Regions from separate parts of the Homo sapiens genome. Here region 1 is linked to region 2. A link is a loop called in an ENCODE intact Hi-C map of the cell type or tissue named here. Cell type or tissue: endothelial cell of umbilical vein. All regions are shown on one strand. Region 1 overlaps OGT (O-linked N-acetylglucosamine (GlcNAc) transferase). Region 2 has its middle 34 kb from the start of CXCR3.

Evidence for each region. Hi-C counts contacts between places; a loop is a spot of excess contacts. Peaks named below come from ENCODE experiments on the same cell type or tissue, not always from the same donor. Only the 100,000 strongest peaks of a DNase experiment are listed, where the experiment ranks them.
Region 1: it touches region 2 in a loop (7-fold over the local background); 14 of 110 quality-filtered maps call a loop at or near these places.

The regions. Positions count from the first base shown.
Region 1 is chrX:71,573,566-71,576,065 of GRCh38, reverse strand. OGT (O-linked N-acetylglucosamine (GlcNAc) transferase) reads right to left here. Exons shown (of 22, transcript NM_181672.3): 22 at 174-2,446. The coding sequence ends at 2,272. Among named protein-coding and RNA genes, the nearest start is that of GCNA, 3.6 kb to the left of the region's middle. In endothelial cell of umbilical vein, no CTCF peak of the experiment used is centred here; no DNase peak of the experiment used is centred here; H3K27ac peaks cover 291 bases.
Region 2 is chrX:71,651,707-71,654,206 of GRCh38, reverse strand. No RefSeq gene overlaps it. Among named protein-coding and RNA genes, the nearest start is that of CXCR3, 34 kb to the right of the region's middle. In endothelial cell of umbilical vein, a CTCF peak has its summit at 1,543 (motif pointing right); a DNase peak (open chromatin) is centred at 1,546.

The DNA.
Region 1 (2,500 bases), 78 kb after region 2:
CCCACCCTCTACCAGACCTGGCTGAGAAAACAATTCCTAATATCATAGCTACAGTAGGGAAATTTGGTCCTTTCATGCTGTTTGGAGGTGTTTAAATATAGGTTTCATCATTGGATGACACTATTCTTCAGTCCAACACTCAATATAACAGGATACAAAATACATCAGCCGTATTAAAGGGAAATCATTCATTTATTAAGGATCGCAAGACAACATCTTAATTTCTGTAGTACGATTTAAATGTTTTACTTCTTTGATAAAGCAGAGTACAATAGAAAAAAAACAATTAGTTTCCAGTAATATCTATATCTCTAATCAGAATTAAGTCTTCCAAGACATATTACCTGGAAATAAAAGCCTGTTACAATAAGCAAAGCTTCAACCAGAGCGGCTACTTTTCGTGCCAGGAAAAAGTTCATCCCTATAGGAGGAATGATGTGCTATGTAAAATGGCTGTAAGGTCACAGCCTTGAGGGCATTGGAAGTATATTATCCTATTCCACATTAAGTATTTCAGCGAATTTCAAACATCAGTTTATCTGCAACCATGCTGGCAACCTTTAACTGATATTTCAATCAACCGGTAAAAAATAAATTAAGAAATCCCTTCACGGATATTCCGTGATTTACACTGTTAAAAGGTACACTGTTCATTAACATGTAATTCTGGTTCAGAATTACCTTTGAGACTCCTTGCTCAAAATTTGGTTAACAGTAAGAATCTTCCAGAAATTCAAGTTCTTATTAATCAATAATTTGTCAGCTAGGATACATTCAGGCATCAGCTGCAACTACAGAATAGGTGCACAGCCTCAGCGCTTTGGAAAGACATAATCTAGAACACTACTAGCAGACAAAAAATTACCTGCAACTGGATAGCGTAAGTGCAGTATAGCGAGACAAAACATATATTCATATGTTGGCTTGTTTAAGCCTCAAACCCTCGACCCTTTGTTGAGATCCCATAATTTTATTCCTATGATTTTAATAACTCAAGTTCCAGGAGGACTATAAGTCTAATTTGTACTCCAAACCAAACAGCAGTGCAGTTCGCTACTACTGAGGCTGAATCTGTACAGACTTCAAGACCAAGTCCAGAAGACAGTTATTATCTAAAAAATAATTACTTGAATACATAGATGATCCTTCAGAGATTTTACCTATAACCTATTTCTTGATGAAGGTTATTTAATGCACTGGAGATAACTGTGACTTACTGATCAAATACTTGAATACTTATACTTACCTGGGATTTCATTTCTGCTGAAAGAAATAGGAAGAACAGGACTCACTTAAAAAAAAAAAAAAAAAACTTTAGAAAGGAAGGTAAAAATCTTACACACACTATCACTTTTGGAAGCAGCATAGAAGGGGCAGTCAAGGGTAAAACACTGGTGAAACAGGTCAAAATTAGGAAAAAAAAAAAAACTATATTATTATCAATGACAGTACCACAACTGTGCCCTTGATAATTAGTAATCACTCCTAAAAATCTTCATTTGGCACCAGATGGTGTGTTTAAAACACCCTAGGATGTTTTGAATCAGGCTTGATTTTGTTAGTTGAGTTACAGGAGAATTTTAAGGGTGAGGGTATGGGGGTCAGGGAAGAAAAGGAAATGGGAAATGGACCAGAAAAAATCTTGAGTCATCATCTAAATCAACAAAGCACTGATAGCTCCAAATATTAGGTCAGACACTAAAACGACTGATATAGGCTCAAGTGGTTTATAAAACCTATAAAAAGACTACACCAGCAAAGTCCCTGTCAATCTGTCAGAGTTCAGAAACTAAAACAGGGAGTAACATTTTAGCTTAAAACCTTATCTCAAGAGAATCATATACACTTCACATGAATAAAAATACCTGAAACCAAACATTTTTAAAAGCTCCAGTACCCAAAATATAAAGAAAAAAAAATCCAGAAGACTGAATCAATCCATGGAATCACAAAGCGGCCGGACAATCTATATCTCCCCTCCACACTAACCATCCCATGGAAGACCAAGGGAGATCAGACCTTCCAGACCTATGCACCATCTGGTCGCCGCAAAATTCTACGGAGATTCCTTGTGGAAAAGCAGTTTCCCATCTTTTGTGTCTCTCCCTACCATGCAGGAAGCAAGTCTGGCTGTGCTATTCTATTACCATTATATATCACCCATCTGCAACAAGGTACTGTACAGACAAGTAAGAAGTATGTTATCTAGTTCCCTTTCCCCCAGAAGGTTGAGGCTCAGGTATAGGGGTAATTCTCCTGTGCAGTCTTTATTTATGCTGACTCAGTGACTTCAACAGGCTTAATCATGTGGTCAGGTTTGTTGCCAGCTGCATAATGCTCCCACATCTGTAGATAGAGCCGCTCTAGTTCCATTGTGTATTGTTTGGTGTTGAACAGAGGGCTAGATATTCTTTGCTTCCAGACTTTGCCACGAACTTTCTTCAGGCTGGGTAATAAAAAACAAGAACCCAGTTTACAAATCAGAGCAGAAACTCAGAAA
Region 2 (2,500 bases):
AACCCAAGTGTCCATCAATGATAGACTGGATTAAGGAAATGTGGCACATATACACCATGGAATACTATGTAGCCATAAAAAAGGATGCATTCATGTCCTTTGTAGAGACATGGATGAAGCTGGAAACCATCATTCTGAGCAAACTATAGTAAGGACAGAAAACCAAACACCACATGTTCTCACCCATAGGTGGGAATTGAAAAATGAGAACACTTGAATACAGGGTGGGGAACATCACACACCAGGGCCTGTCTTGGGGTGGGGGAAGGGGGGAGGCATAGCATTAGGAGATATAACTAATGTAAATGATGAGTTAATGGGTGTAGCACACCAACATGGCACATGTATATATATGTAACAAACCTGTATGTTGTGCACATGTACCCTAGAACTTAAAGTATAATAAAAATAAATAAATAAACAAATAAAAGAGAAACAGCATAAAAGTTCAGAAAATTTGCAGCCTGACAGTTAAGTAGAAAAGAAAAACTCCTTTTTTTGAGGAGAAATTCAAGCCGGCTGCAGAAATTTGCATAAAGAGCAAGGAGACTAATGTTAATCCCCAAGACCCTGGGGAAAATGTCTCCAGGCCATGTCAGAGAACTTCAAGGCAGCCCCTCCCATCACAGGCCCAGGGGCCCAAGAGGAAAAAGTGGTTTTGTGGGCTGGGCCCAGGGTTCCCATGCAGTGTGCAGCCTAGGAACTTGGTGCCCAGCCACTCCAGCCATGGCTGAAAGGGGCCAATGCAGAGCTCAAGCTGTGGCCTTAGAAGGTGGAAGCCCCAAGTCTTGGCAGCTTCCATGAGGTATTGAGCCTGCGGCTACACAGAAGTCAAGAATTGAGGTTTGGGAACCTCTGCCTAGATTTCAGAAGATGTATGGAAACGCCTGGATGCTCAGGCAAAAGTTTGCTGCAGGGGGAGCATTGTGGAGAACCTCTGCTAGGGCAGTGCAGAAGGGAAATGTGGAGTCGGAGCCACCACACAGAGTCCCTACTGGGGGACTGCCTAGTGGAGTTCCCATACAGGTGCACTTGATAATTATTTATTAAACTACGCACATAGATTGTGATGTTTTCTTTCTGTATGTTACTTACTGCCATAAGCAGAGAAAAAATAGTGGTAAGGGAAGTAACATTGCATTAAACAGTCAAGTATTTTATAACCAGAAGGATAACCAAAATTATTTTCTCTATTTATAGCAGATCTCTTTGAGAGTAGTAATATCAGTTTATTGATAAAAATAGTTTTATTTTCATATTCTCATAGATTTCACTAAACATCATAGGAGTGATGCTTACATAATTGGGATATTAATTTCGATGTTTTGGTAAGTATTTTATATTTGGGTGGTAAGTTTTCATTCACAGTTTGTGACTTTGTGCTGGAATCCCATGCACTTGGTACATTTTCTCAGGGGAGATTTGTCACCTCCCCATCCACTTATTCTCAGAGGTGGAGGACCAAGAACTGGAGAAAAAGAAATGACCAAAAAAAAAATCTAAAAACATGTGCCTTCAATGTAATACATGAATTTGACCAGGTGAGGGCAGTGCCGTTTTAAGCTGTTTGCTGGGATGCAAGTGGAGGCAGCTAGTGATCTCATGCCTTTTGAGTTTCTCCTCTTCTCTACTGTTAGCTGCTGGGATTGAAAGGGCCATTTGTGCCAATTAAAATGGAAGCAGTGTTGGCAATCCTTCTGATGGGCTGCATCTCCTTTGCCTGTTTGGCACTTCCATCCTAACGCCAACCTTGCCAGCTGCTTTCCCCAGCAACTCTTTTCTTCCTGTTTCTTCTCCTCAGGCCCAACTAAGACCACTGATGTGCTACACAAAGCACGGGGCCCTGACAAACAGAGAGATAGCAGGCTGGACTGTGCAGCCCTTTGGGGCCTTATTGTTGTGAATAAAGCCAGAGGCATTTTCCTAAAAAGTCAACCTCCATCCCAGGATGAGTTTCCCCTGCTTTTGTTTCTAGCCTTGTACTCCCTGAGGGTGGCTTGAGTGAAGGCTCCACACTGGTTTATGGCATTAATAGGGTCAAGTAGGACGAATGTTGGGATTATTTATTTCATCAATTGATGAAATGAAATAAAAACTATTCTCTGGGGCCAGGCTCAGTGGCTCATGCCTGTCTGGGAGGCCAAGGCGGGCAGATCGCTTGAGCTCAGGAGTTCAAGACCAGCCTGGCCAACATGGCAAAACCCTGTCTCTATGAAAAATACAAAAAAATTAGACAGGTGTGGTGCCACATGCCTGTAGTCCCAGCCACTTGTGGGGCTGAGGTGGGAGGATCGCTTGAGCCTGGAAGGTAGAGCCTGGCAGTGAGCCGAGATCACCACTGCACTCTAGACTGGATGACAAAGTGAGACCCCGTCTCCAAAACACACACACACACACACACACACACACACACACACACACACAAAACTATTACTGGTTCTGGGAGCCACCCCTCTGCCTAGAGATAAATAGCAATTTTCATGATAAGTACCACTCCATT